Regions from separate parts of the Homo sapiens genome. Here region 1 is linked to region 2. The links are chromatin contacts, found by Hi-C or POLR2A ChIA-PET in ENCODE. All regions are on one chromosome and are shown on one strand. Each heading gives the region's core, a stretch centred on a gene start or an enhancer-like site at or near the end of the contact. The rest is flanking DNA. Distances are from core to core; before and after follow the strand shown. Region 1 has its middle 17 kb from the start of DYSF. Region 2 holds the start of BMP10 (bone morphogenetic protein 10).

The links. A loop is a pair of places that touch in the nucleus more often than their neighbours do. ChIA-PET counts read pairs that join two places held with the same protein, here RNA polymerase II (POLR2A).
Region 1: a loop to region 2 is called in a map of vagina, with 12 times the contacts of the local background. The contact joins the enhancer-like site here to the promoter of BMP10 in region 2. A Hi-C loop is called at or near these places in 1 of 168 maps with a recorded cell type or tissue (vagina). POLR2A ChIA-PET finds 5 or more read pairs at or near these places in 1 of 52 experiments (OCI-LY7).

The regions. Positions count from the first base shown.
Region 1 is chr2:71,448,186-71,451,552 of GRCh38, forward strand. No RefSeq gene overlaps it. Among named protein-coding and RNA genes, the nearest start is that of DYSF, 17 kb to the right of the region's middle. RefSeq lists a silencer at 2,737-2,923. Within about 2 kb of position 1,331, at least 2 of the 41 ENCODE cell types and tissues checked have a DNase peak (open chromatin) inside an H3K27ac peak, as active enhancers do.
Region 2 is chr2:68,869,693-68,873,047 of GRCh38, forward strand. It overlaps BMP10 (bone morphogenetic protein 10), which reads right to left and starts at 1,705. Exons shown (of 2, transcript NM_014482.3): 1 at 1,333-1,705. The coding sequence starts at 1,666. RefSeq lists a silencer at 1,521-1,681.

The DNA.
Region 1 (3,367 bases), core at 81-2,580, 2.6 Mb after region 2:
CTCCTAAAGATGTTCTTTAGGCCTTTTCTGGTGATATCTTCCCATGAATCAACAGGAGTCCTTTGGTGTATGAGCTTCAGAAAGCTTTCTGGCCCCTCTCTGCCCTGAGACATGCAATAGGGACACCCAAACCTGCTCCTTTTGCCTGCATCAGCTCTGCCTGTGCCTTCATTTTGCACCCTACTCGGGAACCAGCCATCAGCAGCACCTGACTCTTCTCACTGCTGGGGCCTATAACAGGTTTCCTCACATTTGCTAGGATTGCTGCATCCTGGGATGTTGTGGCCTCTTCCAGAAGATGAGATAACCCCACTTTGGAAAGAAGTCGAACTCCTGTTCTGTTCCTCACTCTTATCACCCTGGTTTGGATCTCCCTCACTTCTCAGAGGCCTTCTATGTGTGTATTACTCAGGGTTCTCCAGAGAAACAACCAATAGGAGGTGTGTGTGTAGAGAGAGAGTAAAATGGAGTAGAAACAGTAAATAAATATCTGTTACGAGATTTGACTCATGCTATTATGGAAGCCAAGAAGTCCTACAATATGCCATCTTCATATTGGAGAATCAGAAAAGACCACACGTTGGGAATGGAGGTGGGGGGGGCCCACCAGGAGCTCAGCTGTGATGTCCGAGAGCAGGAGATGAATGTCCAGCTCAAGAAGAAAGAGTGGCTCTTCTAACAATCGCTGTGTGTGGAGGCTTTCCTTCGTGCTGTCTAGAGACTCCTCACCCTCTGGACTAAATCCAAAAGGAGGACTGTGCACACAGACTGACCTGTTCACATTAGTCCCAGAGCTGCGCTCTTGCAGCTCAGCAGATAGGCCGCTCTTCACTCCCTGCTCAAGAGGAGTGAGGGCTTTCAGAAGCCCCTGCACCTTCATGCTGAGCTCACTCCTTTCCATTGTATCAGCAGCCATGCCTGAACAAAAAATAGTTTCTATTTATTGAGTGTTTACTGTTTATTATGGTAGATTCTTGGGAAATTGAAACTCTCTGACACTACCATTAGTTTTTCTTCTTAGGGGAAGCAGATGAAATGACCAGGCTGTTACCAGGGTCTATGGTCCTTAGCAAGCTTTGCAAAGATCTGTGGTTTTTACAGAAGACAGAGAACATAGAAATAATGTAGTGTGTTCACATTACCTCTTTGGCGAAAAACCTGTTGTTGTTGTTTTTCTATTTTCTGTTGGAAAATAGTATCAAACTTGTCCCTTAGTTTCTCAGTGAAATTGGAGAGCCACCTCCCTCCCTTTCGTTTCTGTCCTGAAACAGTAAAGTAGTAAAAGTGGCCTGAAAACCACCCCTCTTTAACAGTGGTTGGTTGTGTTGACAAAGCCTTGGTGTACTCGTTTCCTGTGGCTGCTCTAACCAATTGTCACAACCATGGTGGCTTAAAAACAACAAATTTATTCTCACAGTTTTGGAGGCCAGAAATTCAAGATCAAAGTGTCATCAGGGCCACAAGAACTTGTTCTTTTATAGCAAGAAACAGAACTGTGCTTCATGCTCAGGAGTTGGATGTTGCAGTGAGCTATTTTGCCACCGCACTCCAGCCTGGGTGACAGAGGGAGACTGTCTCTAAAAAAATTAAAAATAAAAAGAATTGCATTTCAAGTTAACCTAAGTAAAATGTGCAGCGACTCACTATAAAGACACTGGGCATGTTGGTCTGGATCCCTGGCTGCTAGCTACAGCAGCCAAGCCTGGATATCTGAAGCAAGAGAGGATTTCAGAAGAGCTTTGGGGGCTAACAGAATGGAGGGAGGTTGGAGAACTTGGCTTTGGTTATGGACAGGACTCGCACAGCAGGCGCCCTACCTGGTCATTTGCTGTCACACGGCAGCTGCCATGTCTGACTTCCTGAAGCTCAAGAACTTGTTTCAAGTCTTGGGAGAGAGCATCCAACTGTCTGAGCCTAGGCCACACTGCCCAGTGACACAGAGTGGGAGGCCCTATCTCTAAAGCTTCCAGAAAAAAGGCAGGCACTTCTGCCCACCAAGAGGGGTGGGAAAAGGATGTTTTAGGAAGAGGGAGATTAAAAGCTGGAAGCCAAAAATGGCAAATATCCACCACAAGGACTATCTCAGCACTCACAGGCAGGGAGACTCAAGGAATGAGAGCCAGGAACAACAACCAGAAGGGTCTCTTTCTGGATCTTGTTTTCCCCACCTCACCCCCTACACGTGATCTCTTTTTCTCTGACTGCGAAACTTTCTCCACTTCATGTGCGGGGCCCCTTCTGAGCCTCCCATTTTATTCATCTCAGCTCCAGCCACACAGAAGCTAGCTTCTCTCAGTCCCAATTCCACGTTTTTGGGAGAGAGAATGTGATTGATTCAGGTTGGGTAGTCTCAGAGAAAGTGATTCTTTTAAATAGAGAAGATACCCCAAACATGTCCTACAATTTGGGGGCAGACATGCTCACTAGAGGTTTATTTCTGCACAGACTGGGCTGTGCAGAAAAAGTTTGAAGACAGCCTTCTGTATGAATAAAGTAGTGAAGTTGTGAGGAAGGTGTTTAACCTATACAGAAAACTGGCTCTTTTCTTTTTTTTTTTTTTTTTTCCTGAGATGGAGTCTTGCTCTGTCGCCCAGGCTGGAGTGCAGTGGCATGATCTTGGCTCACTGCAAGCTCCACCTCCCAGGTTCACACCATTCTCCTGGCTCAGCCTCCCGAGTAGCTGGGACTACAGGCGCCCGCCACCATGGGGTTTCACCATGTTAGCCAGGATGGTCTCGATCTCCTGACCTTGTGATCCACCCGTCTCGGCCTCCCAAAGTGCTGGGATTACAGGCGTGAGCCACTGCACCCAGCCAAACTGGCTCTTTTCAAATCACTGTAGCCACACCATATTTGCAAGCAGCTAGCTGCTTCTTAGGTCCAATTTTAGCTCTGCCACAGAGCAGGTTCATGTTACTTTATACATCTGAATAGAGCCAAACTGTACTTCTTTAAAAATAGACCATAATTTGGGCTTTCCCTACATCAACAGGGCCTCCTGCCCTTCTTCCCAAAGCAATTAAATTTTACTCCCTCCTTGCTATCTTTCTGTAAAATTTGAATCTGAAAAATGCTTGCCACAGACAAGGTACCAATAAATGTTGGTAAATGAATGAATGACTGAGTCAATCAATCAGTTGCTACATCCGAGCCAAAACTGTTTTCTCCAGCAACACATAATGGCCAAGTTCTGTAATGGGAAACTTGATTGCTTCATCTGCTCTTGCAGAATTTCCTTTCTTCCTCCTAGCTTTGCCTTACTTTGCGCCATCCCCCTTTTCACAACCTTGGTCCAAGTCACCATCAACTCTCACTCTGACCCTCTGCTGTAGCTTTTAACTCTTCACTTCCACTCTGATCCCTTGCA
Region 2 (3,355 bases), core at 455-2,954:
CTCACCTCCAAAAGCAATCTGTAATCTCAACTTGCCATTTCCATGAGAAAGATATTATGAATTATAAATTTTGGCAGCCAACTCAATTTTAAAGGGAGATAATATCTTAGGGACTAAGGAATACCTACTCAACATTTATTCCAGTACCTAGAATATTAAGTAACTCATTAGTAGTCACTAAAGTTTGATCAGCACTTCATAGTAAATGGAGTGCTTTCTTATCTGTAACCTCCTTTGAGTCACTCAACTATGTTATGTAGGTATTATTACTCCCACTTTATAGATGAGGAAATTGAGGCTCTGAGGCATCAGCTAATTATTCACAACCACTAAGCCAACTAGCTCTCAAAATCCCAAATCCTGAGCTATTTCTTCACTATTACCTTTCTTCTTTCAAGAACATCTGGCCAATATTAACGGGAAGCTTCTTTTATACCTGGTTAGTGACTATAAAAGCATAACTGGCAAAAATTAAATTAGTTCCTTTGGACCTTCAGCTTCTACTATAGATATCTAGATATCAGGGGTTTTTTTTCCTACTAGGACCATATTAACCAAAAAACAAACAAACAAACAAACAAACAAAAACATTAACTTGCTAGCTCATTAGATTTAGTTACCAAATTTAAAGACCTAAGAGAAGAAAACACACTTTTCCCACCAATAATTCAAAGCTTGTACGTTGCTCTTTATAAAGACGGAAATGATGAGCTGGATGATTAATGGGCCATCTACACTTCCTGGAAACTGTAAACAGTGCTTTAAGGATGTACATGACACATCAAACAACACAGCCTTAGGAAGAATCTTTAAAATATATTTCCATCCTGTTTGAACATTTCTTAAATAAGGTCACAAAATAAAAACTTATCAAAAGTTTGAACAAAACACAAATCACAATTTGATGTTTTTTGACTGTTTTTACCCTTTTTATTCTAAGTAGAAGTTGAGAAATTTTTTAGTTAATTAAAAGCCCATATGGCAATCAAGGCCTATTTGGAAAATGACAAAGGTACGGCAGTAGACCAACATTAATTCTTTGTATTACTTGGTGTTCAAATTAACATTTTTTAAAAGGACCCAATTATGATGTCAAATTGATAGATGTTTTGTGGCTTTGGATTAAAAGATGTTTGTAAGTATTTTTCGAGGTTCCTGAAATGACTATATAATTGGTATAGAACAAAATGTGCCTTGTTTTTGTGTATCCATATGTATTTAACATCCTTATATAGATGTATTTACCCTTACCTATATCATTCCCATGCATTGTAAATTTACTTATTGTGTCTTGAAAAAAATCCTAGCAAAATTTCATCAGCAAAAACTTACCTTCATTCTTGAAACTCCTAATGATGTTGGCAGAGGGCATGGAGGTCCGATCTGTTGCAAATTTGTTGTAGAGTTCCAACATGTACTCTGGTGGGTCCACCTTGGCTGAATCCTGCGTGGGGATGTCAGAGAGGTTTAGTGTCTTAAGAAACTCATCCTTCATGCTCTGGAGCAGTGTGTTAAAGTCGACACCGTCTTGCTCTGAGAAAACATCACCAAAGAGGGACATATCTTCTTCCAGAGGAGACTGCTCTAGGTTCATGATGGGGCTGCCAGAAACCAAGTAAGCTGCCAGGCAGAAAAGAGCGCACAGTGTCAGGACCAGAGAGCCCATGACTCCGCTCGAGCTCCTAGGCCAAGCCAGGAAGGTTTAGCTTCCCTGGGCTCTAAGTGGCAGTTTTATCTTGTGGAACGTAAATGTCTCCTGTCACTGGAGACAAGTTTGGAAACTCTTCCTCTCTCTCTCCCTCCCCCTACCACTCTTCCTCTCCCCCTAAAAGTCAGGTTGCAGTAATTGGATAACAAAATCCCCTATAGGGGCCTAGCCTTTCTTATCTCCCTAGTGTAAACTTGTGCACCAGAATTTGTTTCTATCTTGCAATCCCTATTTCTTTTAATGAGCATTTTGTAAACATTTCCACATTCTGACACTGGTTGAGAGATAGGACAATTTTCTCTTTGCAAAGGCTCTGCTTCTCTTCCCTTCAATTCACTTCCTTTCAGCAGGAATGCCTAAATTCTGTTTTTATGGGGCTTAGTTTCACACATGCATATAATAGGTATAAGAATCAACATAATGCACATCAATGGTGATACATGTTAATTTGAGAGGTAGGGCTCAGATAAACACTTGTGAAGACAGACCAAATATCCAAACTTTCCAAGTTTAAGTTAATAGCTATAAATGAATTATATAAATTTTTAGAAGTGTACCTTTTTAGAAACAGGAAAGTATAAACTTCATGATTGACAGGCTTTTTCCTACCTATTTGATCTGGCTAAAATAGCATTTGAAAAATAGGGCAAGTGCTTAGTTATACTGGCAACTAGAATTTATTAGATGCTTCCTACAAACAGGCATTGTACTGAGTGCTTTACACCTATCATCAAGTGTGCTCCTGTAATAACCGTATCATTATCTCCATCACATATATGGGTCAGTGAAGTGCCATAGCTTGCCAGAGGCCACAAAGTTGCAAAGTGATGGGGCCACAATTTCAACCAAGGCAGCCTGATTCTTATGAAGAATAAAACAGTCACACTTTTAAACCACTCTTCTACCAGACTAGGGCATGGGCAATAATGCTGAGAGGCCAACACGTCCCCAGATCAGCCTGGAGGCAGGAGGCAGGCAGAAATTTGTAGCTGGATGTGGACCTCAGGTCCTCCATCTGTGCAATGAGTTGTTAATATAACCAACATCTCTGCGAAATTCATCCTTCTGACTCAATCAAAATTGTCATCAAGAGGCTCCAGCAAAAGCTTGGTGTGATGGTTAATACTTACTGTCAACTTGATTGGATTGCAGGATGCAAAGTATTGATCCCGGGTGTGTCTGTGAGGGTGTTGCCAAAGGAGATTAACATTTGAATCAGTGGGCTGGGAAAGGTAGACCCACCCTTAATCTAGCTAGGCACCATCTAATCAGCCGCCAGCACGGTTAGAATATAAAGCAGGCAGAAAAACGTGAAAAGACGAGACTGGCCTAGACTTTCAGCCTATCTTTCTCCCATGCTGGATGCTTCCTGTCCTTGAATATGGGACTCCAAGTTCTTCAGTCGGGGAACTTGGACTGGCTCTCCTCGATCCTTAGCTTGCAGACAGCCTATTGTGGGACCTTGTGATCGTGTGAGTTAATACTTAATAAACTCAGAAATATATCTCCATCCCCTATTAGTTCTGTCCCTCTAGAGAACCCTGACTAATACACTCGGCAAACAACATTACTAGGCACACAAAAAACGCCAAATGCCTTGGTCCTGAAAATAAAAATGGTAGAATCGATTGTGTGTCCAGATTAGGA